2 separate regions of the Homo sapiens genome follow, and region 2 is linked to region 1. A link is an interaction called in ENCODE POLR2A ChIA-PET data of the cell type or tissue named here. Cell type or tissue: A673. All regions are shown on one strand. Links, peaks and the distances in the headings refer to the core of each region. The heading gives the core; the rest is flanking DNA.

Region 1 (15,006 bases), core at 5,987-8,486:
TCTAAAATATAGGAGAATTAAATAAATGATTTTTAAAAATCCTATATGAATTAAAAACTCATTTGGCTGGGGGAAGGCTGGGAAAAAAAAAGAACTCAGAAACTTTGGCTGGTTTCATTAGTTTGTGTTTCACATAATCCACTGTGTAAAATTTCACTTTCTCCTACCACTTCTTTACTAGGTTATTTTATAAACACCAAATCTGAAAAGAACTGAAATTGTAGAAACTGGAATATATTATAGTTCCGTAGTATCATATATCACAACTCTTTAGAACATGTATTTTTCACTGAATGATACACTATAAAGGTTTGCTTTCATTTGTTGTCTGTGTGTTTGCTTTGATATTTTTGCTTTTGATGTCACATGAGTACGATGCATTAGTGAAATTTGCAAAATGTGCTCTGTAATAGTTGGGGTAGCTTCTTATGTTTGTATCAAAGAAACTAAGTTGATGAGAAATATGGAAATGTGCTTCTGAGTTTAGTAATTTTTTCCCTTACATTGTATAATGTAAGCAATAGACCCATTCCATTAAAGTGTGAAAATAATTTCCTCATGAATTCTGTATCAATGTGGGAAATTTTAGCATGTATGGTTTTACTATGCCTAGCTGCTCAAAGGCTGTCTAAGGAGGTAAAAATAGGCACTGGTTGGATTTTCCCTTCATTTCAGTCCATGCACCAATTCAAATGAATCTAATTTTGCCTGATTAGAAAGCAGATCCCCATCCCTTTACTCCATTCCATGCCATCTCCATTTCAATGAGCTGCGGAAGGGAAACACCATTTCTCTGACACTGACAGTTTCAGAATGAGACCATTTGCAGAGGCTGAGTGTTTCGCCCATAGCAGGTAGTTTTACATCAATTTGCATTAATAGCAAAATTGGAAGAAGTAGCTTGTTAGTATTTTCCTGCTTGGCCTGAAGACTAAAATATGCGATGTTGAGTCCTATACCATTTTGAAAATTCATTTCCCTTTGGAATATATGTGCATTCCAAAATTGACTCAGATTAGAGCTTTTACTGTTGATATTTAGAAACAGTTTGACAATGGCTGCTTAGATACAATGTGTTGCACTTATCCCAGTTTAATTTCAATTTTATTTTTATTGCAAAGAAGGAGATGAGAAAATGTCAGGTCTTAATTTGGAGTAGCTCTTTATGTCCAAGTAAACAGAGAGTAAATTCTTTATTGGCGTCGCTTCTTTCAAATAATGAAATAGTTGATGGAGATTTCTCTGTACATAACAGTGATTTGGCAAATATGAAAATGTTGGGGAGCTCAGAGAACAGTAGAAAAGGTCACGTGTGGTCGCTCACGCCTGTAATCCCAGCTCTTTGGGAGGCCGAGGCAGGAGGATCACTTGAGCCCAGGAGTTCAAGACCAGCCTGGGCAACATGCCAAAACACCGCCTGTACAAAAAATACAAAAATTAGCTGGGCATTGTGGCCCGTGCCTGTAGTTCCAGCTACTTAGGAGGCTGAGGTGGGAGGATCACCTAAGGTAGGGAAGTCGAGGCTGTGGTGAGCTATGATCATGCCACTGCATTCCAGCCTGGGTGACAGAGTGAGACCTTGTCTCAAAAACAAACAAACAAAAAAAAGGAGCCAAACATCTCAAGTTGATGAATACATGAAAATGTAGCATCAAGAACATTCAGAAAAGGGACATAGAATTTGGAGATGAGAAATAAATTTGCAGAAAATACTTCAAGACACCAAAAGTTCCCCAAAATTTTAAGCTAAAACTACATGTGTTAAGTTATTGTTAAGGAATAGAAGAGGTTAATATTTTTAGCAGGAAGAAACTATTAGCAAATCCACAACTTATACTTTTATTTATTCTTCCATTGTGAAGGATACACATATGTTAGCTTAAGTAGGATCTCCTGCCTTACACAATTTCACTGTGGAAAAAATAATATTGACCAAGCCTCTGATCCTGCCTGACATGAAATTGATGATACACATTTAGAATCATGGAATTTTTCAGCTGGAAAGCGCCTTTGGATGACAATTAAAGGCATTAAAAATGTGTGTCCTTCACACCAGTTTCATTTACAATAAGTAATCATAAATGCCACAAAGATAGAAAGTTTAAATAATTATACTGGACAATAGTGCAAATGGGGTCCTCGTTGATGAATGTATTAATTCTCTCTTCTACTAGTGGGTAAAGCTCTTCATAGAATTCTAAAATTTTTGATCTGGGCAACACTTTGGGGATGACTGATTTTGCACAGATGAGGAAACTGAAACTGAGATAGGAGAGTTGACAACATGAAAATCTCACAGCCACTTAGTAATAAAGCCAAGTTCAGCATAGAGAAAGACTGAGCTTTGTGCAAATAGAACATTAGGGCCTTTATTCAGGGAAGCAGCCTTCTTCCACAGACCAGTATGGACTCAGAGGAGGGTGGGAGACACAAACTCAGATAATAGTGAGAGACGAGGAACCCAGACCAGAGCTGAACCTTCTTTGAAAGGCTCTGTGGGAGACCAGAATATCTTCCCCAAAATATGAAGGATTGTTGAGCTGAAGATGCTCAAGAAGAAACAGGTACAGGAGAGGTCTCTGCCTCAATTTGTCCAAAAGGAGGACATAGATTTACAAAGGCAAAAAATATCCTGGCCACCAACCCCCGCCTTTTCCCTCAAGAAAAGTTTAACCACTGAAGACAGCTTTAGACCCTCATCAGCCTAGAGTCGGAACCAGAGGAATTTGCATTGGCAGGCTTTCCTAACTAGCGTTTATCTGCTGTTTGTTTGCTTTTCCTTGAGTTGCCAGCCTGCTCACAGAAACTCAAAAAGTCCTTTCTTGTTGTCTTGCCACTTGTCTAAAAATCTATTGTTCTTTGTTGAAGATGCTATATATAAACTGGAACTTAAAGCCACCTCTTTGAAAACTCATTCTCTGGATGTCCCCCATGCGTGTATAAAATATCCATATTAATAAACTTCTGTTTTTCTCCTGTTTGTCTGTTGTGATGGGTCCGTTCCAACTAAGAACCTGTTGGAGGTTATTGTTACTTCCCTGCAGCTCTTTCTTGTCTGTGTGTGTGTTCATCGTCTCCTTGGTAAGAAAGAACTGTTAACTTAGATCAGAAACTCACAGAATATGATTTGTAACTCGTTGTATATAAAGGATCCTAAATGAACTGTTTCGAAACCCAGAGACAGTATGCCAGAGTGGCCAGGACCTTGGGCCCTGGATGCCAATTGTCTGGGTTTGGTTGTAGGGTGAGAGAGCGGAGAAATCGCCATCCAAACCCTTGTAGGTCATGACAAAGTTTTGTATTGTTATCCCAAGAGCTTTGGGAATTCACAGAGACGAGTGTGTTCCAATTCACATCCAAAAAGCTTATGTGAAAAACCTCTGTCCATTACTAGTTGTGTGAATTTGGGCAAGTAATTTATCCTGTCTGTGCCACGAATTCTTCATGTAAAATGACACCCGCCTTTTACTGTTGCTAGGATAATTAAATGAGATAATGTTTTAAAATGCCCCAAACAATGCCTGGAGCACAGCAGGCTCTCAATGGACTCTAATGGGATTCAGCTCTGCATTTCCCATAGTATGACCATGTGGGCATCATAAGTGGTAAAAGAAAGAAAAAGAAAACACCCAAAGGGAATATAAAGGTTGCTAATAGAAAGAGAAGAAAAGATGTGGAAGTTGAGAAGGAGAAGTTACAGTGGTCTATAGACTCATTCCAGGATTGGTGCGAAGTAGGAGATAAGTGGCGGAGAGGCTCTGGGTTTTGAAATTGGACTTCAGAGACCTCTCACTTTTAATCTACAGCCCTTTGAAATGCTAGTCATGCATGAACAGCATCCTATGCACTCCAGCACTAATAAATTTTTCAGCAGCTCCACTTTGAATTGAGCCTAATATCTACAGCACAGTTATTCTCTGAACCATAAGAACAGTGATCACAGCAAACTCACAGTGAGGGAAGATTTGCTCAGTTTGGCATTTGAAGCTTGCTAAAACCTTGGCTCAACCTGAATCTAATTCATACAGCTCCCTAACCTAAAGGATGCTTAAAACATTTTCCTGGCTCAATATCAAGCCCAGGCTCCCTAAGGCAGCCAGTCACCACCTCTCTCTTCCATGTCATCTCACTGCTCCTGGCCTTAAACTTCGTGCTCTCATAGCAACCCTGAGTGACCTGGAGGCCCTCTTTCTCCCTACACACCAGTACATTTTCTAACCAGTTTCTTTGCTCAGAAGTGTCCTCTCCCCGCCTCGCCTGCACGATTGCACGTGATTCCTACTCACCTCCACCAGGAAGCCTTCTCTGATGCCTCTGACTGGGAGAGGTACCCCTCTTTGCATAGCCTGCTCCACACATCATGTTAGAGTTCCTGGTTCCTCTTGATGACTCTGGGCTCTTTGTATCCACAGTATTCAGTGCCTGGCTTAGAGAAGGCTGTTGTTATCATGAGCGAGCCCTTTGATCCATGTAAACCGCTCACCCTCTGTCCCAGGGCTTACCATTCTTACTGGGATATGTCCCCTGCATTTTCAGAATGCCTGAAACTCTTGCTCGGTGTATTGTGTGCCTCTTTGTGTCACTGTGTATTTTGCTATCTGTTTAAGCCTTTCCCAAACACAGAGTATTTGGGAGAAAGACAGCAAGCAGCTTTTCCATCTCTATCCTCAAAACTTTAATTTAATGGCCAAACACATGGAGGTGCTTGATAAATAGCTGTCAGTAATGAGATGTTGATTTCTGTCTTCACTCTAGCTTCCACCCTTTTCCCATCAAATCCCACTCATCCTTAAGGTCTACCTCTTCCATGGACTGTTGCTTTTATTTTTCTTTAGAACACTTAGTCATTCACTGTACTTCACTTTTGGCTTATTATATTCTTATTTATTTATTTATTTATTTATTCTGATACAGGGTCTCACTCTGTCAATCATGGCTCACTGCAGCCTCGACCTCCAGGACTCAATCAATCCTCCCGCCTCAGCCTCCCAAGTAGCTGGGACTACAGGCCTGTGCCACCATGCCCAGCTAATTTTTGTATTTTTTTGTAGAGACGAGGTTTTTTCATGTTGCCCAGGATTTAACTGTTCTGTGTATGTACATAAGGTATCTCATACAAAGTTGTTTTTTTTTTTTTTTACAAAATTGTCTGTGTCTCATATTCTTTTGTAGCACTCTCCCCTCTGATATGTAAAATCATTTTCCTTCTTAACCTTACCAGGTTGAGATGAACAGGAAAGGACATCATATAAAAGCAGGTGAATGCCTTGTGTATACACGTTTGGGAAAATATGAAGTGTAGGTCTGGTGGGTTTGGGGAGTGATAAGGAGAAAATGAAACTAAAAGGACATTTTATAGAAGCATATTTAAGGATTAGCTGCTTAAATAATTGTTGTATTCATTAGCTTAATGAAAATGCTGAAAATACCTCAGAAAGGTGGAATAAAATGGGTCAAAAGTAAGAAAGACAAAAACATTAGTTTGGCTAAAGAGGGCAGTGCTGTGTGGTGGTCAGACCTTTGGTGTTAAATGAGCTGAGTTCCATTCCTTGCTCCTCCATTCACCATGAGACTTGGGCAAGTAACATCATTTCAAACCTCTGTATATCAGTAGTCATTTCAAACCCATTGTATAACAGGGCTGAGAGTACCTACCACATAGAGTTATTGCAACAATTACATGAGCTAATGCAGATTAATTCAAAGCCTGAGACAAATTAGCTTTTATTTTATTTTATTTTATTTTGGAGACAGGGTCTCGCTCTCTCACCCAGGCTGGAGTACAGAAGCATGATCTCGGCTCACTGCAGCCTTGACCTCCCAGCCTCAAGCAATTCTCCTGCCTCAGCCTCCCAAGTAGCTGGGCCCACAGTCATGTGCCACCACACCTGGCTAATTTTTATATTTTTTTGTACAGATGAGGTTTCATGTGCTGCCCAGGATGAGCCACTGTGCCCGGCCAAATGAGCTATTTATGATGATCATAAGGACACAAGATAAGGGTAAGGATGCAAGAGATTGAAGTGTAGAATTACTGTTGGTCACCGGGGGTGGTGGCTCACACCTGAAGTACTAGCACTTTGGGAGGCTGAGGCAGGAGTATTGCTTGAGGTAAGAGTTCAAGACCAGCCTGGGCAATTAGCAAGACCCTGGTCTCTACAAAATATTTGAAAATTAGCTGGGCATGGTGGCATATGCCTGTAGTCCCAGCTACTCAGGAGGCGGAGGTGGGAGGATCCCTTGAGCCCAGGAGTTCAAGGCTGCAGTGAGCTATGTTACCACCACTGCACTCCAGCCTGGGTGACAGAGCAAGACCTTGTCTCTTGAAAAAAACAAAAAAGAAAAAAACTATTACCATTGGTTAGTAATTAAGGAAGCAAGAGGCTTTTCATATGGAGCCAGCTGGGACCACAGCTACTTGGGGAGCTGAGGTGGGAGGATCGCTTGAGCCCGAGGCTATGGTAAGCTGAGATTGCACCACTGGACTACAGCCTGAGTGGCAGAGCCGACTCTGTCTCTAAAACAAAAACAATAGTACTTACTTAACAGAACTACTGGGAGACGTAAGAGGTATAATAATTGTAGAATGCTCTTAGCGTAACATCCATCATGCAGTAATTGCTCAATAATGTTAGTAAAATCTCCCAATGAGAAAGTTCAACATTATCTTCAACTCTTCTTTCTTGCTCCAGAAATCCAATCAGTTGCTACGTGCTGATGATTCTGATTCTGGCCCTGCAGTATCGCTTGCATGCACCTCCTCCTCCCTGTGCTCACTGCTGGAGAAAAGAGAACCTTGGCTGATGATTTATGGATCTACAAGTAATCGAAGCTTAACTGCCACAAAAATAACTTTATCCAGTCCTCCCCCCCTCCCCTGCACCTTCTCTAGTTAGCGCTGTAAGAACTTGGTTGCTCAGGTGGAAGGCATATAGATTGTATTGTATTTGAATAGCTCCCCAGGTAGCACAGTAATGTCTCTGCACTTGATTAAATAAGTCAGGTCAATTTTTCTGCAAGTTTTCCTCCATTGCAGCACTAACATCCACATTTAATTTGTTGCTTTATTTAACACCATCATCTGCTTTCAGGGCAAAATAAATAAAAAGGAACAATGGCCGGCCAAGGTGGCTCATATCTGTAATCCCAGCACTTTGGGAGGCTGAGGAGGGTGGATCACAAGGTCAGGAGTTCAAGACCAGCCTGGCTAACATGGTGAAACCCTGTCTCTACTACAAATACAAAAGTTAGCCAGGCACAGTGGCACGCGCCTGTAGTCCCAGCTACTTGGGAGACTGAGGCAGAAGAATCGCTTGAACCCAGGAGGCGGAGGTTGCAGTGAGCCAAGATCATGCCGCTGCACTCTAGCCTGGGTGACAGAGCAAGATTCTGTCTCAAAAAAAAAAAAAAAAAAAAAAAAAAAAGGAACAATTTGCCAGAGGAAAACCAGTTAGCTAAACCTGCTTTGCTTTGGCCAATCCCATGTTATGTGTCAACTGTCTCATTACAATTTGTTTATTTACAGGGAAGCCGCCAGTGTCTAAGATGTAAGGCATTCAGAAAATTGTGCAGATGATGGATTCACAGTACCTAGAATCCCCATGACTCAGTTTTCCACAAATGTGCTATTTGGGGAAATGCACACAGATCAGCAACTATTCACTTTTGCTGGCAGCACAAACATTGCTGACACGCACTCTTCCAAATTGCAAGCAGTTTCCACAGTGAAAACAATGAGAACAGAATCACAGCATTAAACAGTTGGCCGGGAATTTTAGAGATAACTTAATCTACCCCTTTGTTCTGGACACAGTCCTGTTTTAAGCTGTTTTGAATAGATAAAAAGTCCATGTTATTTTAATAGGTCTTCATCAGTAACCGTCTTCAAATATGACCACTCTCCAAATTAGACAGTAATTCCTCCAGTCTGGACCAGACAGTAGGGTTTCCTAGCCCAGAGCATTTGTCGACTTTCTCTTGTTGGTAAACAGCCAATTTCAAGGGTTTACCCATCTCTTCCCTGTATGTCTCGGGATTAAATTCTGATCTGTCTCAGCTTGCCAGTGACTGGTTTGGAGGGGGAAAGTGACCCAGTTCTGTGAAATAAAACCGTGGCAGGTCAGGCAAGGGGAGCTCCTAGATGCTTTTCTTGCTCCTAAAAGAAGACCTGTAGAAAAGCAGGTCATAGCTGCCATAGCTCCCTTGCCTCCATGAAGAGAACCAGCCAAAGATAAGGCCATCATAATGATGGTGGCAGAGCACAGATATGGAAAAAATATGGGTCTTTTTTTTTTTTTTTTTGAGACAGGGTCTCCCTCTGTCACCCAGGCTGGAGTACAGTGCCACAATCTCCACTCATTGCAACCTCTGCCTGCCAGGCCCAAGTGATCCTCCCACCTTGGCCTCCTGAATAGCTGGGACTACAGGCTCATGCCACCATGCCCGGCTAATTTTTGTATTTTTTATACAGACAGGGTTTCACTATGTTGCCCAGGCTGGTCTCAACTTCCTGGGCTCAAATGATCTATCCACCTAGGCCTCCCAAAGCTCTGGGATTATAGGCATGAGCCATTGTGCCTGGCCAGAATCTGAGTCTTTGATAATATTATTGAGACGCTGAATCAACCAACCTGAAACCACCCTACCTCAGAATTTTTTTGCTATGTGAACTAGTAAAATGTCTTTAGTGTTTATAGATTGATGACTAGAAATCAGTGGCTTTTTTTGTTTTTTTTTTTTGGTTGAGAATTTTACTGTAGAATGACATTCAAGATTCCATTCACAGGTAAAAGTCATTCCAGAGAATGGAACAATATTTGACATGCAAGCATTTAAAGAAAGGAGAGGTAAACAGTGGTAACTACTTCGGATTCACTGAGACCAAGCGTGCCAAGCTAAACATTCCTTTTTTGATAGGATTAGTAGATTACATGCCGGAGGAAGTCACCACCATCACATATTGGATTTCAGCAAGCATTTGATAAAATTGCTTATAATATTTTGGCCAATATTGGATGGAAAAATATTGAGGAGATGATGTAGTGCTGAAGAAAGACAAGATGCTGAGGAAGACAAGACTGGTTAACAGATCATGGCATTTTAAAGGTACAGTGACAGCCTTGAAAAAGAAAGAAATTCTGTCATTTGCAAAACAGAGATGGACTTAGGGAACATTATGCTAAGTGCAATAAGCCAGGCACAGAAAGACAAATACTGTATGTCTTCACTTATATTTGGAATCTAAAACAATCAAACTCATAGAAACAGAGAGTAGAATGGTGGTTACCAGAGGCTGGGGGCTGGGGGAATGAGGAGTTGATGGTCAAAGTATACAGCCTCAGTTAGACAGGAGGAGCAAGGTTGTGTTTTGGTTTGGTTTTGAGATAAATTGCACTGCGTGGTGAAGGTAGTTAATAATCGTGTATAGTACTTTTCAAAATTGCTAAGACAGTAAATTTCCAATGTCTTCACCACAAAAAAAAAGTATTTGAGGTGATGTATATGTTATTTAGCTTGATTTAATTACTCCGCATTGTATTCATAAGTCATAACATCATGGGCTGGGCCTGGTGGCTCACGTCTATAATCCCAGCACTTTGGGAGGTCAAGGCGGTAGATCGCTTTGAGCCCAGGAGTTCAAGACCAGCCTGGGCAACATGGCAAAACCCTGTCTCTACCAAAATTACAAAAGCTAGCTGGGCTTGGTGGCGTGCACCTGTAGTCTCAGCTACTCGGGAGGCAGAGGTGGGAGGATTGCTTCAGCACGGGAGACAGAGGTTGCACTGAGCCGAGATTGTGCCACTGCACTCTAGCCTGGGTGACAAAGCCAGATCCTGTCTCAAAAAAAAAAAAAGAAAAAGAGAACCATAACATCACTTTGTACCTCATAGGGATAGAAAGGGGGTGATCCCTTTTCTCCCCATCCTGAGGGTCCAAGCTGACACTCCTATAAAAAAGGACAGGTTAACAAGAGAAAAGCATACAAATTTATTTAATCATAGTTTTATATGACATGGGAGCCTTTAGAATGAAGACCCAAAGATACAGGTAAAACCATCCATTTTTATACTTAGGTTCCATGAAGAATGGACCGCAGTGTAGAACTGTGTTTGGACAGAAAAGGTATAATCTTATGGAAATAGACCGAGTGGGGAATCCCAGCAAGGCCTGTCTGTTAAGGTTCTTCCTGGCCTCTCTGTGCAGCTGTCTTCCTTCCAGGTATGAGGCAGAACCCTTTTTGGAATGAGTGTCTTATGACCTATCGTTAAACAATGTAAGTCAGAGATTTCTTTATGGCCAGGTCTTACACAGGAAGGTCGGGGAGTGGCAGGAGGTTAGAGTAATGTTTTTAGGTTTTATGGCTGGCTTTGAGGAACAGGAGTTCTAGTTTCTATAACACACCTTGGGGAAGAAGGATTATAGTTTTTATGGCTAGCCTCGGGGGAGACTGATGGGCCAGAGACAGGAGGGAAGGAGAAGGTCAGAGAGAACTTGCTTCTGAGGCTACCTCTGAGGCCTTCACTTTGGGATATTGTTTTCTGAGCCACAACAATCTCATAAATATATACAACTATAATCTGTCAATTTACAATTAAAATAAATTTTAAAAAATAAAGATACTGTGACAGGTAACAAACAGATACATGGTTCAGGCAAACAAAGAGGATGGGGGAGGTTGGCAAGTGTCTAATGGGAATGGTGGGCACACTAATAAGTGGGCAGTGTACTTGAGTCAGGAGCAAATGGTAGTCCTCGGCAGGCAAGAATGGGCACCACAGAAAGATGGACAGGCCACAGGCTTGTAATTTTAGTATTGGGGTATGGGTGGGGAGAAGTCTCTGCATGAGGATATATGCAAAATGGATGAAAAGATCCCAAGTTTAAACATGTTTTTAAAAAAATATAAAGGTACTCCAGTTAGAGAATAATGGGGATAAAAAGCAGTTTATTGAAACGGTAATTTCAGAAAGCATTGGCCAGGTGCAATGGCTCATGCCTATAATCCTAGCACTTTGGGAGGCCAAGGCAGGAGGATCACTTGGGGGCAGGAGTTCAAGACCAGCTATGAGTTTGGGCAACATAATGTGACATCATCTCTACTAAAAACAAACAAACAAACAACAACAACAACAAAAAAAAAACAAAAAAAAAAAACATTAGCTGGTTGGTGTCGCACATGCCTGTGGTCCCAGCTAGTCGGGAGGCTGAGGCAGGAGGATCACTTGAGCTGGGGAGGTCGAAGCTGCAGTGAGCTGTAATGATGCCGCAGCATTCCAGCCTGGGCCACAGTTAGACCCTGTCAAAAAAAAGAAAAAGAAAAAGAAAAAAGAAAGGGTCACATGCATGGCAGAAGCTCGGCTGTTAGCCCTAAGGGCCAGCACTGTACAAGGAGGAATCACAATCCTGTGCTGAGTTCTAGATTTTTGGTCTGGAGACCTTCAAATTCTGAGTATTATCCCTAGACAAATGGGGGAGACCACGCCCATAGAGAGAAGTCAGGTGGCCTAAGCTATAGAGAGGAGGGATACAAAGGGAAAGAATCAGGAAGTGCCTTATCCCCACGTAGGGTCAACCAGTAGGTCTATACCAGCTTTGTGGGAAAGCTCTTAATTATTTGTCTGAGAGCTTTGTCTATGACTCTGACCTATTCAAATAGTCATTATGAACTTGAATGAAAACAAGGATATGAAAATAAAATTTGTGAACAACACAGAGTTAGAGAAAACCTTTAATGCATTGGCTTCAATAATCAAAAAGTTGAGTGTAGTTAAACCTGGATAAGATTATCAGCTCCTCACGTGCCTTTTTCCAAGTTTGCAATAAAATACTAATGAAGACCAAAAAAAAGAAATCATAAAACTCAATTCACAATACCATATACTGAGACAATGTATGAGAACTGGCTTGTTGTGAGAATCTCAGAGGAATTTCCATGAATGGCAAGGCCAAGAGTGACTAACTGAAGGAGTTAAGTAGTGGATCCCATGTGCTGATGCAGGAAGCTTGCTTGAAAGAGTGTGTCTTGGCCGGGTGTGGTGGCTCACCCCTGTAATCCCAGCACTTTGGGAGGCCGAGGCGGGTGGATCACGAGGTCAAGAGATCGAGACCATCCTGGCCAATGGGGTGAAACCCCGTCTCTACTGAAAATACAAAAATTAGCCGGTGTGGTGGCACGCATCTGTAGTCCCAGCTACTCGGGAGGCTGAGGCAGGAGAATTGCTTGAATCCAGGAGGTGGAGGTTGCAGTGAGCCAAGATCACCCCACTGCACTCCAGCCTGCCAGTGGAGCGAGACTCTGTCTCAAAAAAAAAAAGGAAAAAAAAAAAGAAAGAGTGTGTCTTTCGCCTCTGCTTTCTGCCTCTGAATCAGAAGCCCAAGACCAATCTCTACCAGAAGCATAAACAACTTCAGGTATTTAGCTTAGACTGTGTGTGTGTGTGTGTGTGTGTGTGTGTGTGTGTGTGTGTGTGTCAGAGAGAGAATTTTTTATCCTCTCCATCTAGTAAGCCAGTTTTGTGCATACCATTTATCAATGTATTTTTTGTTTCACCAAGGTTTTTTTTTTTATTATTAATAATGGAGATGGGGTCTCACTATATTGCACAGGCTTGTCTCGAACTTCTGGCCTCAAGCAATCCTCCCTCCTTGGCCTCTCAAAATGCTGGGGTTACAGGCATGAGCCACAAAGTTTTGATGCCATCTCTTTCATAAATCAATATCATGTGGTCTGTTTCTGGGTTGTTTCTATATTCTGTTCCATTGTTTTATTGTCTGTTCCTGGGCATTATCAAATTGGTGGTGGTGTTTTTTAATTACCCTGGTTTTGTTACATGTCTTAATATATGGTAGCCAAATTCTCCATTTTCCCCACTTTTTTTTCTGAAAGTTGACCTTTTTCATGTAAATTAAGTAAGTACCTCTGACCCCCAAATTTTACTGGGATTTTGGTGAGAATGGTATTAAAAATCATAGACTAGTTTGGAGAGAATGAGAGTCTTTGCAATGGTAAAGAGTCCCCACATGAGCATGCCTTCTGTCTGCATGTATTCTTTAAGTGCATCAGGACCATCAACCCAAAGTGTTGTACAGGGCCTGCTGCATCACCTGACAGGCTTTGAAATGTCAACGCAGGCTCCGCCCCACCCCCGAGCTACCGAATCAGAATCTGCTTTTTAAACATCCCCAGGTTATCTGGAGGTACGTTAAAGTTGGAAAAATACAGCTTTCGTAGAATTTTAAAGATTTCTTCAAGAGAAGCTGGGCATTTTTGTTAGGTTAATTCCTAGGTTAATAGAGCTCAGAAAGGCCTCTGGAACTCTGCTGAACTCTATTCACAATTCTAAACAGATTCTGCCAATTCTCTTGTGAGTTTTCTGTGAATATTTATATCATCTGTAAATAATGACAGCTGAGTCTCCTGACTCTCTTTCTTCTGATCTTTTTGCTTACTTATGTCTCTTGATCAAAATTCCCAATATTACATGGAAGAAAAGGTAATTTAAAAGGCCTCATAGAGGCCGGGCATGCTGGCTCATGCCTGTAATCCCAAAATACTTTGTGGGGCTGAAGCAGGACTGTCTCAAAACAATTTTTAAGACAGAACAAAAAAACAAGAGGCATCCTAGCTCATTCTCAACCTTAAAGGAAATGCTTCTAATATTTACCCAAGAAATGTTAAATTTGCTGCTGATTTTTGGCAACTTAAAAAACTTTTTATCTATTACTGGCTTTGTAAACACCTTTTTCAAAAGTTCACAATTGATTCTCATATATAAGAGAAAATCGTGTGATTTTGTCCTTTAGTACATTAAGGTGGGCTGGAATTATGGGAATGAGCCACCATGAGCCAAACATGGCTCATTAACATGGGCCAAGGCAGAAGCACAAAGTTTCTCAGGGAGATAAATTGCTCTTATTAGATGAGCTTGATAAGTATTTGGAATAAAAGAATACATACCATGGCTTCTAAGATCAAGTGTGAAAGAATACATACCATTGTTTTTTTCCCATGGTTTTTTGGTTCAATAACCTAGATAAACTTTGAAAATGATTTGTAGAGATGAATATCCTCAGCCATCCCTCATGCAGCTATTTCCATGGTATGACATGGCAATTACCTCACGGTCAAGTTCTACTTTTGTTTATTGTATCAAAACCTGATGCTCTCGACCAGGTGCGGTGGCTCACACCAGTAATCCCAGCACTTTGGGAGGCCGAAGCAGGCGGATCACTGGAGGTTAGGAGTTCGAAACCAGCCTGGCCGACATGGCAAAACTCTGTCTCTACTAAAAATACAAAAATTAGCCAGCCATGGTGGCAGGTACCTATAATCCCAGCTACTCGGGAGGCTGAGGCACAAAAATCGCTTGAACTAGGGAGGTAGATGTTGCAGTGAGCCGACATCGCGCCGTTGCACTCCAGCCTGGTCGACAGAGGAACATTCTGTCTCAAAAAAGAAAAAAAAAAGTGATGCTCTTAACTTCAATCACCACCCCTGTATAGGTGTGGTGTAGAAGACCCGGGCACAGCAATTTGATATACTACCCCCGTGCACGATCTTTTCTCTATAGTTAAAAATTCTGATCCGTAAAGCCCAGTGTGGTTTACAGTTGTGTGTGGACTGAATGGAAGCCGCTAGTCCAAAGGACACCCCATTGCTGAAATGTAATGTGCCAAGCCAGGATTGTCTGTTCTCTTGACGCAAAGCAGCTTAGCAGGGTCCTTGGCAGTCAGGCATCAGTGGGCTCTTCTCAGTTGACTGATTATGACAGTGTTGCTTCTCAGTTCCCAGTGTGCACGTGTGCTTTGCGCAGTGGTTCTTGGTTCTGCAAGAATCCACTGAAAGCCCTTGGTATAAAAATGAAAAAGAAAAAAAGAAGACTCATGCTATTTCCGGAAGTTCATAGACTTCCCAAAGCCATGATCCAAGTAGGAGTCCGTGAACTGTAAGTTAAACCCCTGGCATAGAATCAGAACACAAAACAAGGCTAGAAGCAACACAGTGTG
Region 2 (15,006 bases), core at 7,159-9,658, 420 kb before region 1:
TCCTGACCTTTGGTGATCTGCCCACCTCGGCCTCCCAAAGTGCTGGAACTACAGGTGTGAGTCACCGCGCCTGTCCTATCTGTTGTTTTAAGCTCTGAAAATACTTGTCTGATAATGTTTTCTTCCAATTAAAAAAAGGCATGGAAAAGTTACCATGATGTTTCAGAAATATATGTACCTCCAGGTGGGGGCAGGGAAACTTAGCCAGGTATGGTGGTTCATGCAGTAATCCTAACAGAAGACTGAGGCAGGAAGATCCCTTGAATCCAGGAGGCCGGGGCTGCAGTGAGCTATTAGTGGCACCACTGCACCCCAGCCTGGGTAATAGAGGCAAGACCCTGTCTCTTAAATAAATAAATAAATAAATAAATAAATACAAACTCATTATGATGAAGACAGATTTGTTATAAGTTGTAATTAAAATCACCTTTGGAATTTAAGAAAAAACTTGTAAAAAATTTGACTAGGAACAGTGGTTCTTTAGTTCTTTCAGTTGTCTCACTTAAGAATTTTCTGACCTCTTCCTAGGAAAAAAAGCTATTTTTTTTAACGTATGACTTCTGGGGATTCAGATTCTTGCCAAGTTTATTTGTGGATTCCCTAGGTCTCCATGTGCTCCATGTTAAGAATCCTTGAACTGCTTTTGATAGTGATTAAACTTTCAGGCTCTAAAGATACTGTTTTAATATACTATCTAATGTTTTGATTATGAAATGTGAGCATAACTGAAAGTAAGTTAAAAATAGCAGTCAGTTCAGTATTCTTTTTTAAGCTCCTCTGTGTCAAGCAGTTCCTTTAGTCCAGATTGATCAACTCCTGCACAAGTGAAATTAAGTTTTGTCAAATTATCAAGTACTTTAGTATTCACTGTGCTAAATGACTGTGACTGGAAATGTTATGCATTTGCTTTGCTCAAGTTTGGAATTTTTTCCACACGTGTTAATGACCACTCTTAAAACCAGAGTTTTTTTTTGTTGAGACGGAGTCTCGCTCTGTCGCCAGGCTGGAGTGCAGTGGCACGAACTCGGCTAACTGCAATCTCCACCTCCCAGGTTCAAGCGATTCTCCTGCCTCAGCCTCCCGAGTAGCTGGAATTACAGGCACGCGCCACCACACCCAGCTAATTTTTTTTTATTTTTAGTAGAGACGGGTTTCACCATGTTGGCCAGGATGGTTTCAATCTCCTGACCTCGTGATCCACCCACCTCGGCCTCCTAAAGTGCTGGGACTACGGGAGTGAGCCACCAGAGTTTTACACATTAGAGAACATCTGTTCTATCCTTTTCTTTCTCTGGTGAGGAATTTGTAGGCCAAAGAAGTTGGATGACCAGATTCCTGATGTACAATTCGGTTCTTCTTCTTTTTTCCCTATACCTTATAGGATAGTTTACCTGTGTAAATGGATTTAAGAAGAAAATATGCTACAGATTCAAGTTGTATGGATTCTGAACACACATTATGTTTTCTGTTATAATGAACTATGGATGCATATGTGCTATAGAAATAAATACTAGAAACAAGGAAATGAGGACAGCAGCATCCAGCAGGGGCTTTTGACATTACAATTATAGTAATCAGAGTTCTGATTTAGGTGCCAAATTCGTATCTTATACAGTGCTGCTTTCTAAAAACAAAATAAATATGAGAGGCATAGTTTATGTAATAATATTATATCAAGGAAAAGAATTCTTATGTGTGTATGCGAAAAACGAGTTGGACTGTTGTTTCATTAGAGTTGAAATTTTCTTTGCAAATGTAATATATGAAGGAATGAATGTGGATATACCAATTAGGCAATTAAATAATAGGGAATCTTTTAACTTCAGCTAAAATCTTAGCAGCTTTTAAAATTTCTTCCCAAGTGAAGTGATTGATGGCCCTAGGGTCTTTTGTGGCAGAAACATGACTGTGTGGTTGGAAGAACTGGATAATTGGTTAAGAGCCCTCAGAATCAACAGAAATACTTCATTATTATTCATTCTTTCAAGGGCTACATGACACCATTGGGGGCATTTTATATTTTTTAAAAATCCTGGCCAGGCGCGGTGGCTCACGCCTGTAATCCCAGCACTTTGGGAGGCCGAGGCAGGAGGATCACAAGGTCAGGAGATCGAGACCATCCTGGCTAACATGGTGAAACCCCGTCTCTACTAAAAATACAAAAAAATTAGCTGGGCGTGGTGGTGGGTGCCTGTAGTCCCAGCTAGTCGGGAGGCTGAGGCAGGAGAATGGTGTGAACCCGGGAGCAGCAGAGCTTGCAGTGAGCGGAGATCACCCCACTGCACTCCAGCCTGGGCAACAGAGCAAGACTCCGTCTCAAAAAAAAAAAAAAACCTGAATGAAGCTATTCTAAAATTTCTTGAGTACTTAGGCACAGACATTTTTGGTTTTGAATTGGCCAGTAACTGAGATGCTTCTGAATAATTAGGATTCTACTGTAATTTAAAGTAATTTTAGATACTGGTTTCAGAATCTAAGGTTGACATATTTTGCATTAAAACAACTGGCTATGTTGTCTTTAGATTTTCAATTTTTTTTTTAGTTTTCAATACCTTCACATTATGTCTCTGTCAGTTTGGTTAATTTTGGGCAAATGAATTTATATTTTGAAAGTCTTTACAGTTCTAGGGATTGAAGGCATTGTAGTTAAGGAAACACTAGAAAGAACTAACAAATTTATATCATGAAACCATTGGTGATTTTTTTATTGCTCTGTAACTTTCTTAAGATTATAGCTTATACTCGGGAAAATGTTAGTAAGTAGCTGTTTTGTTTTGTTTTTTTTTTTTTGTGACTCTTAAAGACAACTAGATTACCATCTTACTATGAGGCAGGGACAAAGTGGTTTTAGTAACATAGGCCGATCCCAAGGCCAAATTTCAGTTTTCTGTAACCTTGTGATTTGCGTGTCTCTTTATTATCCATTCATGAGATTTTTTTTCAGTTCAATTAATTGGACATTCATTGAATGCATAATATGCATTTACCAGTAAGCCAGGTGAACAAGAAAGGCATCCCTGTGTAATGGAAAACACAGTCATGAAACAAATTTCTGTGGCCCAGGCTGGAATGCAGTGACGTGACTTGGCTCACTGCAACCTCTGCCTCCCGGGTTCAAGCAATTCTCCTGCCTCAGCCTCCTGAGTAGCTGGGATTACAGGTGCACGCCACCACACCCGGCTAATTTTGGTATTTTTAGTAGAGACAGGGTTTCACCATGTTGGTCAGGCTGGTCTCAAACTCCTGACCTCGTGATCCGCCCGCCTCAGCCTCCCAGAGTGCTGGGATTACAGGCAGGAGCCACCGCGCCCAGCCGAGGAAGTGTTTTTAAACTTGAAGAGTAAGAGTTTGCTGGGCCAAGAGAAGGAGGGAGTGTGAGTGAGTTTTTGGCACATGGGGCAGCAGATATGAAAGCTGGAAGGAGAGACAGAAAGCATGGCATCATCTAGAAATATAGTATGTGATGGATAATAGAATCAGGGTCTCATCAAAAATAATTATTACTGTTTAATGACTGTGTTCAAAGAGTTGGCATCAAGAATTGTTAGGCAAACAAAGTGTTTCTAATTATGAAATTCATATTTAGTCTGTGAACTATTCACTAGCATGCAGTGTGGCAGCTGTTCCTGAAGTGAGGTTGGTCATATAGTTTTTATTATGTAAAAATAGACATCTTTCATTGGCATCGTGTACCAGGCACTGTTCTAAGCATGTTACGTGCATTAATTTACTTAATTCTAATTGCAGTTTTATGATGTGTGGATATTAGTATCATTCCTATTTTATAGCTATGGGAACCTGCACAGAGGGACTTATTAGTTTCTAGAGCTATGATTTGAACCCAGGTGGTCTGATTCTGTAGACTGTGGATACTGAAGAACATGTCTATTCCTAGATAATAACTGGCAGTGCATGTATTTTTATACTGTATCATTTGGACACATGAAGTGGAAACATGTTTAAGAACAGGATCTAAGTGCTTAGCTTACTTGTTTTGGGTTGTGTTTTGTTTGTTTGGTTGGTTGGTTGGCTTTTTTTGAGACGGAGTTTTGCTCTTGTTGCCCAGGCTGGGAGTGCAATGGCACGATCTCGGCTCACTGCAATCTCTGCCTCCCAGGTTCAAGCGATTCTCCTGCCTCAGCCTTCCGAGTAGCTGGGATTACAGGTGCCCGCCACCACACCCGGCTAATTTTTGTATTTTTAGTAGAGACGGGGTTTCACCATGTTGGCCAGGCTGGTCTCGAACTCCTGACCTTGTGATTCGCCCGCCTTGGCCTCCCAAAGTGCTGGGATTACAGGCATGAGCCACTGCGCTTGGCTGTGTTTTTTTTTTTAAGATAGGGTCTCACTGTGTTGCCCAGGCATGATCATGGCTCACTGCAGCCTCAGCATCCCGAGTAGCTGGGATCACAGGCATGCACTACCATCCCCAACTAATTTAAAAAAATTTTTTATATATATATAAAATATATATTATGTACAATATAAAATATATATACATATATAATATATATTACATAGAGACAGGGTCTCCCTATGTTGCTCAGGCTGGTTTTGAACTCCTGGGCTCAAGTGATCCTCCTGTCTCAGCCTCCCACAGTGTTGGGATTACAGGCGTGAGCCACTGAGCCTGCCGCTTTTCTTGGTTTTTTTTAATCAGAAGTCTCTTTATTGTAATTTAATTAGAGGCTTTCCTACAAACATGAGACCCTGTTTAGTAACATAGTTCACTTTAAGATGGAATGCCTCTGGTCTGGATGGCATATTCTTTTCCTCCCCCTCCCCACCCAGCCAGTCCTGGATTTGAGGAATTTTGTGGTTCTGGTGAGAAGGGACTCTTTGCTGCTCTTTCTTACCGGCAAAATATACAGTCTTGAATCACTTAACGATGGAGTTACTTTCTGAGAAATGCACCATAGGCAATTTCATCATTGTGTGAACATCATAGAGTATATTTATACAAACCTAGATAGTGTAGCATGCTACACACCTAGGCTATGTTGTATAGTCTGTTGATCCTAGGCTACAAACCTGTTTAATATGTTACTGTACTTAATACTGTAGGCAGTTGTAATGCAGTGGTAAGTATGTGTGTATCAAAATAGGAAAGGTACAGTAAAAATCTGGTATAAAAGATAAAAAATGGTATACCTGTATAGGGCACTTAACCATGAAGGAAGCTTGCAGGACTGGAAGTTGCCCTGGGTGAGTGAGTGGTGAGTGGATTTGAAGGGCTAGGACATTACTGTACACTACGATAGACTTTATAAGCATTGTACACTTAGGCTACACCAAAAAATTTTTTAAAATGTTTCTTCAATAATAAGCCTTGGCTTACTGTAACTTTTTTATTTTATAAACTTATATTTTTAAACTTTTGATTTTTTTGTATTAACATTTAGCTTAAAACACACATCATACAGCTGTGCAAAAATATATTTTCTTTATATCCTATAAGCTTTTTTCTCTTACAATCTTTTTTAAAAAAACTTTTTTGTGAAAAACTAAGACATACACACACATATTAGGCCTATTCAGGATCAGCAGTATCACTGTCTTCCAGCTCCTCTTGTCCTACTCGAAGGTCTTCAGGGGCAGTAACACACATGGAGCTGTCATCTCCTGTGACAACAGTGCCTTCTGGAATACCTCCTGAAGGACCTGCCTGAACCTGTTTTACAGTCAACTTTTTTTTTTTTTTTTAACAAGCAGAAGGAATACACTCTAAAATAATCAATAAAAGTATAGTATAGTAAATACTAGGCAATAGGAATTTTTCAGTTCCATTATAATGTTGTGGGACCACTGTCTTTTGTGCAGTTGATCATTGACTGAAACTCATACAGCGCATGACTGTATTTAAAGTACCACTGAATCAGACTAATTTTAAACGAGAATTTTTTTTCTCAGTAAGTCTAAAAATATGTTAGAGTTATCTTGCATTCATTTATATATCAAGTTGAGTTTTGTGTTTTCTTTCTTTCTTTTTTTTTTTTTGAGACAGAGTCTCCCTCTGTCGCCCAGGCTGGAGTGCAATGGTGTGATCTTGGCTCACTGCAACCTCCGCCTCCTGGGTTCAAGCAGCTCTACTTCCTCAGCCTCCTGAGTAGCTGGGACTACAGGCGTGCACCACCACACCCAGCTAATTTTGGTATTTTTAGTAGAGACGGGGTTTCACCATGTTGGTCAGGCTGATCTTGAACTCCTGACCTCGTGATCCGCCCGCCTCAGCCTCCAAAAGTGCTGGGATTACAGGCATGAGCCACCGCGCCTGGCCTACACTTTTTCAAATAAAGTGCACTGTCCAGGACCCTGTCTTTATTGTTGTGGTTCAGGTAAGGGTTAAACTAAAAGTGCTGCAAGTTCTGTTCAGGGGCCAGCACTGACTGTGCTTAGAGAAGTACTTGGCCAGACCTTGCCTATTTCTTCTCCTAGTTTAATTGGCAGGGCTGCTGATGTATTGGCAAGGATGCCAAGACAAGAATCTATGGGCTATTTTCTCTGAACACTTGTTTCTAGTCTGAGTACTTAGTTCATGGTTATACATTGGAATTATCTGGGGAAGTTTGTAAATTTAACATTGCCAGCCCAACATATTTTTGTTGTTTTAAGAGCTGCTTATGATTTTAGTGTACACTTTGCAGAAACACTGGTCATATGTGTGCTTGGCTTCAATGCAAAGATGGGTAGAATGGGAGACAAAAGTAAAATCATACAGCTAGCACTGCTTTGTATATTGAATACAAAGGCATCAATGGGAACACCAAAGAAGTGACAGACTGGCCTGGAAAACCCTCAAGGTTGGTTTAGGGAAAGGTTTTTAGAGGATGATATTTGAGCTGAATTTTGAAGCATAAGTAGAAAAGGGGGAGTAGAATGTCGACATACCAGACCCAGGAGATATTTGAACTAAGACTGTGTAACTTGAGTCAGCATGTCTATGCTTGGATCACAGATACTTAGCTTCAAAAGTAATCTTTTAACTTGAAGTTTCTTTTCTTCAGAAGTGTAGTCCATGAATATATATTCATTACTAAAATTTCTGTTGGCTGGGTGCGGTGGCTCATGTCTGTGATCCCAGCACTTTGGGAGGCTGAAGCAAGTAGATTGCTTGAGCCCAAGAATTTGAGAAAAGCCTGGGCAACATGAAGAAGCCCCATGTCTACAAAAAAATACAAAAATTAGCCAGGTGTGGTGGCACATGTCTGTAGTCCCAGCTACTAGTTGGGAGGGTGAAATGGGAGGATCACTTGAGCCTGGGAGGTTGAGGCGGCAGTGAGCCAAGATTGTGTCACTATACTCTAGCCTGGGCGACAGAGCAAGATCCTATCTCAAAAAACTGAAAACTCTGTTAACATGCTGTGAATATGTTATATACTAAATAGTCAAGTAATAGATATTTATTTTCCCTTCACTTACTTTTACTATTCCAATCTCTAATTCATCGGTAAGATTCCAAAATCTCACTGAATATTGAAGGAAAACTCAAATGCTTCATTTATTTTTTTGAGGTATAATTCTCATACCATAAAATTCACCCACTCAAAGTGTACAGTTTAGTGGTTTTTTCATGTATTCACAAAGTAGTACAACATCATCACTTGCTAATTCCAGAAGATTTTTGTCACCCCAAAAAGAAAAACCCTGTGCTCATTAGCAGTCACTCTACCTTCAACCCCTGGCAACCATTTATCTGCTTTCCAATTCTATGGATTTTCCTATTGTACACACTTCATATAAATGGAATTATACAATATGTGGCCTTTTCTTTCTGGCTTCTTTCATTTAGCATGTTTTCAAGGTTCATGTATATTGTAGCATGTATTAGTACTTCATTCCTTTGTAAATATTTTACCTGAAGTGTTTTCTAAATAAAACCTTTTAAAAAGTGATAGTGCTGAAGGGAAGCAAGGTAGAATTTTTAGGAGATAGGTAATCTGTATTGGCTCTCATAAAACTAGTCACATGTGAAGCCTGCATTGCTTTAGAACAGGGATTTCCAACCTTTTGGCTTCCCTGGGCCACAGTGGAATAAGAATTGTCTCATGGCTGGGCATGGTGGCTCACGCCTGTAATCCCAGCCCTTTGGGAGGCTGAGGCGGGCCAATCCCTTGAGGTCAGGAGCTCGAGACCAGCCTGGCCAACATGGTGAAACCCTGTCTCTACTAAAAATACAAAAATTAGCTGGGTGTGGTGGCACACGCCTGTAATCCCAGCTACTTGGGAGGCTGAGGTGGGAGAATTGCTTCAACCTGGGAAGCAGAGGCTGCAGTGAGCCGAGATCGTGCCACTGCACTCCAGTCTGGGCGACAAAAGAAAAAAAAAAAGAATTGTCTTAGGCCACACATAAAATACACTAACACTAATGATAGCCGATGAGCTTAAAAAAAAAAAAATCTGCTGATGCACCCATGAGAGGGGAGACAGCACTGTCGTCTCTCGCAGTTTTCCCTTAACACTCCCTTATCTGCAGACTTAAACTAGGAGCCCCTGGCAGAGTCCTACCTCCAGAATCACAAAAGTGTAGAAGGAAAGTGAGAGACATTGATTGACTTTATATCTGACTTACTAGTTTCCTAAGGCAGAGATTTTTTAGAAAACTGCCTGGCCTGGCCCAGCCCAGGATAGATAGGGATGGGTAAGAAGCCCTTGAGATGTGGCAGTATGTGGCTTGACTTCAGACTTGTCAGATTAGGGGTTTTATAGGGTTTTTTTAGCTCTTGTTTTGATTAAGCTTGTTTGACTTGCAGGGTGTCTCCTACCTGTGTTCCAGCCACCCGATTTCCTTCCTCAAGAAAACTGTTTACTTACACTATTCAAATTAGTTATTCTCAGGGCTATTTTTATGACTTTGTAGCTTTTTTTTTTTTTTTTTTGGATGCAGTTTCACATAATAACATTGCTGGCTCGTGTTGCTAGCAAGAACTGATTCCAGCATTTATGTTCTTTGAATGTATTGTCGCATTCTTTCGGAGACTCAAGCTGTCCACATGAAGTGGATGAATTTGACCCAGTATTATTGTCCATCGTACTCTATTGTAATACATCAGCCCTAGTGTGTAAGTTTGTGCTTATTTCAGTTACATTAAAATCTGAGTTGTCTGGATCATTTCCTCTTCTGGCTTAGTAGTGCAGGACGAGATAATCTGAAATCACAGAAGAGTAAAAAATCTGCTGAGTTATTTACTCCAGCTGGATCTCTTAAGACTGTTCAAATTTCAGACCTAATTGATAATCTGTGAAATATTAAAGTCCCTAACCAAGCTGTTTCATTTCAGATTCTTCCCAAAACCTTGAGGTAGGGGAAAGAATCATCTTTAATATGTCAACTCGTGATTATTGAGGCAATGATCACTTTTTTAAATTGAGGAAAATGCTTATTAGATTGTTGAAGCTGCCTAGAGGGGCAAAAGAAGTGATAAGGCTGGTATCTCTGGTGCTTCGTAATTGGTCCATTTAAGTGTATGACCTGTAGGAATAGTGTCAAAGCTAAGGCTTTTGGACAGACGTGTGAAATAGTTTGTAAAGATTCGGTTTGGAGTCTTGCAAGTCTTTTTTTCTGCATACTCCTGCTCTTTGCAGTCACTGCTTGGCTAGGCCTACTATTTTTGGAAGTTCTTGAATTTCCTTTTAACCCAGTCAGTGGTTTTCCTTACTCTGTGGGGTTGGTCTCAGGTAGTTCTGCAGTTGATCTGTTCATTAACCAGTAAGAAATGCAAGACACACTGGTGTCCAACATTGGGTCTGCAAATGTTAGACACAGGCCTTGATCTCTAGGAACTAGTTTAGTTGGAGAGACAGTAAGGTAGCAAAGTGTGTAAGGGATGGCTTACAGAAGGTTCATTCCTACTGTAGTCTTTTGCTGACCTCTTAATTGACAATTGACTTTCAAGATGGTAGAAATGCTGCTTTTCATGACTAAAATAATGTTTTATGGCTCAGAGAGCCTTACTTCCTAATTCTCTAGAGCAAAACACTGATTTAGGGAATATGAAATGTATGTTTATGTATGGCAGGAACAAAGAATCTGAGGCCAGACTCTTGAGTTTGATTTCTAGCTCTGCCAAATATTAGCTTGGGCAACCTCATTTGACCTCTCTGCTTCTTTATCTGCTTAATATACTAATCTAGCTCTATGGTAATTGGAAGGATTAGAATGTAAAGAACAGACCCTAACGTAATACTGAGCCTTATGTAGTGTTGGTTATTACTGTTTTCTGACTTTGCAAAGATGCTGCTTCACCATAAACATAAAAAGATTGAATGTCTTCCTAGTGTGTGGGAAAATGGTTTGTTCGTTTCATAAACGAAACAAAGTTCATTTATGTATTTGTTTCACAAAATAGATAACATTAAATATAACTCTCTGAAGTGAGGCATAGATTTTGTGAAAGCACAATGAATGCTCATTTACCGACAGTGGATAGCAAAATGGGATGTTTTGGGTAAATAACATTTTGATTTCATTAAAATTATCATATGTGTAATCCATTTTCCATGGGTTAGGTAATAATAAAGTTGATCTTTGCAACTGCTAAATTGAAGTTTTATTTTTTAATCCAAAGTATTTCACTGTATAACTTCAAGAGGCGCCATTTATGCAGACTGTCATACGAATGGTCCTCTCCTGAAGCTGTGCGGTATGGTTAGCCCTGAGAGAGGATGCTTACTGTGTGGGAGACAACCCTCCAATATCTGCATGCTTTCATGTTTCCTAATTTATCTCAGAGTTAGTATGCAGAGTGTGAAAGACTGTTTTAATTTTTCTTTCCTGATGGTTTGGATTTTATACAAAATTGTGTTACTGGTACAATTGGATTGAGAATGCAAATCTGAGCGAAATGTAACTTGTTTTTTTGTTTGCTTCGCTGAAAAGTTCAACTGCTCTGCTTCCATCTGTTCTTGTCTTGCCTTACCTATTATGGAGTCCTCAGGCATTAAATTTTGTTGTGATTGCTGCATTTGAAACCAGAAGTAACCTGAAGAAAAAGGGTCGAGTAAGTAAATACATGGTAGCTATACTAGTATAGTCACTAGCTTGTAGGCCAGGAAAAGTACCTGTTTATGCCGTATGGTTTTTAAAGAATATTGATTTGTCTGTAAATCAACTAGCCTTGAGGAAAGTGGCTGCAGTGACACAGGAGTGAAAAAATGTAAACATATTAAACTGTTTTTAAGGGCTTTTGTCTTTATCAGAACAACAACAACAAAAAACATTCTAGAATGTTAATTGGATTTTGGTTATTAGGAGAATGGCTAATTTTATTTAGATTAATTTTATGTATTTCTTTAATGAGCAAGTGAAAAAAACTTGGGAAAAAAGCAGGTGCCCTTAGCAACAAATTTTCTCTTTATTTAGATATTGAACGTTGGCATAAATACCAGGATGACAGTTCATAATATCCTTCTCCTTCAGCAGGGAAGACTAAAACAGTAATTATAGGCCTAAAGAATGTTATTACAAAAGGGGACCTTCCAGTAGAAAGAAGCATATAGCAATAAGATTCAACTCATTCTAATAATAATAAAGTATTCAGACAATTTTGGTGCTATAGAGAACCTTTTAAATGTTCAAGGGACATTTTAGAAGGCTGGAGAGGTAAATGATTTGTCTGTGGTCACATATCACATTGGTACAATTAAAATTGGAATTAAATTCAGATGTGCTAACTCTTGAGCCTCTTCCCCCTCCCCACGCTAGGTACACCAGGCTGCTTAGTTGAATTTAACTGTCTAATGTGAAATTAGCTCCTCCTCTAAAAGGTTTTAAGTAGAAGTTCTTTGATAAAGAGATTGGTTGACTTGTATGCTCTCCTCTTTTGACTTCATTTAATCCCAAAGAGTTATTTAGCTTCTTAACGTATTTACCAGCCCCCAACCCCCTCCTGCCTTGGTCTGCTAACTCTTAACCTTTTCTTCACTTCCTTTCCTATTGAGTTTAGACTTCATTTTAGCAACCAACAGAAGCCAGCTTTGGCTAGTTTAAGCAGAAATGATATTAAGAGTTATTAGTTACCTCACACATTCTTCAGGAGGGCCAAAGAAAAGAGGGAGCCAGGAACAAACTTCAGAATCACATCACGATGATTTCAGTGCTCACACTGTGTGCAACACATTCTACAGTGTGTGCGGTGTGATTATTGATGTCAAGCGCAGAATGCTACCACTAGAACTCTGCTGCTGTCTTAGTGGTAACTACTGCAGTTCTCTCCAGAATGGGTTATTTCTTTGCTTGTGATGCGCAAGAAGTGCTGGATGCATACTACCAACCTCATTTTGCCCTAAATGCTTCCAGGCAGTCCTTTTGTGTGACCACGGGTAAGTTTTTCTTTTTCTACAAGTTACTTAAAATTTTTACAATTTTCTTATCTCCCAGCTCCAACATTATACTAAAGAGTGGGAGCTAAAGGAACATATGAATGAGTGGGGGAATTTTTAACATTGTTTAATAGTTAACATAGACAAATGACTAAAATTACACATAAGGGCCTGAAATGAATTACCAACTTGAAAAAAACAAGTAAAATTTTATGAAAGAAAAAACCCACAATCTACATCATTTTTTACATAAAAGCTGGATCAAAGAAAAAAACCAAGTTCACTGGTTTTTGCTAATAAATCTTATTATTTTAGTGTTCACCACATAAAACAGGCTTTTAAAAAATTTCCCTAATTTTAATTCAAGATGAATACAGAAGAACATTTCCTACCTCACCTACTAAGTTATATACCCACTCCCAGAACCTAAAATATGCAATAGGTTTGTTAATAGTGCCTCGAGGACCATGGCACACAGCAGTCCCAATGAACTGTGTTACTAAGCTAGGTCCTTTCTTTTCATTCAGCATTCTGAGACATCTCTGTCAAATCATTCCTGAGATAACAGAGTTCATTAAGATAGACAGCTACATTATTTAAATCACTAAAGTCTTATTTTTATTTTTTGAGCTGGTGCTAAGAAAAGTTCAGGCAATGAAGTGTTATGTCATTCATCAAATCAGGAACCATAGAAAATGGAGATGCTTGACTGCCACGAGTCTACTAATTATAGTGCTGAATATTCAAAGGACATTTTTACCACCAAGAACTTCATGAGTGTTTTATGAAGGAATAGTTGACACCATCTTTAGCTGTGATGCCAATATTTGGAAATCTTTGAAAAAACAAAGAGGGAAAAAAGATGGAGACGAGGTTTTTAATCTTTCCAGAAAACTTTAAAAATGTCTTTAGAAATAAACAAGAACATAATAGCCCTGTAATCTGGTTCTGCTCTTCATATATTAATAGTATCCTAACTCACACCTCCTGTACCTTAAGACCTTGACTACTCACAATGAAATAAACTGCTGGATGCCAAGAAGTTTTACTCTTCCTTCCAGTTATTTAATACCACAATGCCATGAACAAAATAGCAATGAGTAAACATTTGTAAGTAAATTTATATTTCAAAGTCACGAAACATTTTAGAGCATGTTGATCTCATGCACTATCAAAGATAGGCAAAATGGTTTACCATCTGATAATTCCAAGTCAAAATAGTATATACCAATTTTTCAATCAAATCAGTTTTTTTCCTATTTTTATCTTAATAAGACTATACTTTTCTGGTTACCAGTTCAAAAAGAAAAAAAAATTTATGACATTATGGCTTAAATTTACCTTTTTCATGAAGCACCACTTCACGATTATGAAGGGTTGAAAATAGCCCTTTTAACTCCCGTGCTGTTTACTGTCCCTGCCAAACATTAGACATTTACTGCTTATGTAGTTAATTGTCTTTATTGTATACCATCAAGATTAGGAAACATGGGCCGGGCCCGGCAGATCACGAGGTCAGGAGATCGAGACCATCCTGGCTAACACGGTGAAACTCCGTCTCTACTAAAAATACAAAAAATTTAGCTGGGCGAGGTGGTGGGTGCCTGTAGTCCCAGCTACTCTGGAGGCTGAGGCAGGAGAATGGTGTGAACCCGGGAGGTGGAGCTTGCAGTGAGCTGAGATTGTATCACTGCACTCCAGCCTGGGTGACAGAGTGAGAATCTGTCCCCCCAGCCCCCCCAAAAAAAAAAGAAAGAAAAAGATTAAGAAACACATCCTGAAACCAGACTGAATAGAGCCCAGCAGCTTGGATTTGAATCTTCACTCTGTCATTCACTAGCTTTGGTCGATTACTCTTTGTTTCTCAGTTGTAAAATGAGTATGAGGATTAAATGAGCTAATACATATGTAGCACTTAAGTCAGTATTTGGCATAGTTTGTTCTTAACTGTTACCCGAGATTTTCTTTTATTGATTCTCTGTATATCTGGGACAGTGCTTGATAATTGCATGTGGTCCCTGCTTTTATGGGGCTTACAGACTGGTGGGGAGGAAAATATACACAGACTATAATACAACCTGATGTGTTTAGTGGGCAGAAGAATTGGGGAGGCAAGATAGACAAGAAATAAAGGAATTCAGCTTAACAGTTTTTCTTCTTGGTGGGACAATTTGTTAGTAGGATTATTCTGATTTTTGTCCATTGTCATTGTCAGTGATTGGAATAATCTTAAATGCTGTTCCTGAGATGGAATTTACCAATGAACACAGCAGATACAGTATTCCTCATCAGCTCTGGGTGGTACCTAAGCATTGCAGATGTTCGTTCACCAAGCAAGCATTTATTTAGAATTTACCACCATTTACTAGCTGGGGTTCCTCTCTTCAAATAGTTTAGGGTCTGAGAAGTAAACCAGCAGTTATTGTGCGTAGTTACAGTAAGTGGAGAGGTGGTAATGAACAGGAAACTGGAAGTACAAGGGAGAAACTTTTAGACTAATTCAGACCTGAGATACATTCTGATGTATCTCAGATTATATATACTTTGACTTTCAGAAGTCCCTCCAGCTCCCAAGTCTCCATTCCTTTTCACTGAGCTTCACAGAAATATTGATCTGGTCTAGGTTTGAGGGAAAAAATTAGGATGTAGAGATTTCTAGCCCAAGTCATCTGGCCCCATCTGTTCATT

The links. Peaks named below come from ENCODE experiments on the same cell type or tissue, not always from the same donor. Only the 100,000 strongest peaks of a DNase experiment are listed, where the experiment ranks them.
Region 2: POLR2A ChIA-PET joins it to region 1 with 14 read pairs; 8 of 35 experiments call an interaction of 5 or more read pairs at or near these places.

What each region holds. Positions count from the first base shown.
Region 1 is chr12:92,995,510-93,010,515 of GRCh38, reverse strand. It overlaps LINC02413 (long intergenic non-protein coding RNA 2413), which reads right to left. Exons shown (of 4, transcript XR_945212.3): 2 at 6,543-6,779; 3 at 4,287-4,422. LOC643339 (a long non-coding RNA gene) reads left to right here. Exons shown (of 5, transcript NR_040096.1): 4 at 5,918-6,002; 5 at 6,693-6,758. Among named protein-coding and RNA genes, the nearest start is that of LINC02413, 12 kb to the right of the region's middle. RefSeq lists an enhancer at 2,240-2,549. In A673, for the core only: no CTCF peak of the experiment used is centred there; no DNase peak of the experiment used is centred there.
Region 2 is chr12:93,420,261-93,435,266 of GRCh38, reverse strand. The region is part of intron 1 of UBE2N (ubiquitin conjugating enzyme E2 N); the gene reads left to right. Among named protein-coding and RNA genes, the nearest start is that of UBE2N, 14 kb to the left of the region's middle. RefSeq lists an enhancer at 8,829-8,878. In A673, for the core only: no CTCF peak of the experiment used is centred there; no DNase peak of the experiment used is centred there; H3K27ac peaks cover 1,039 bases.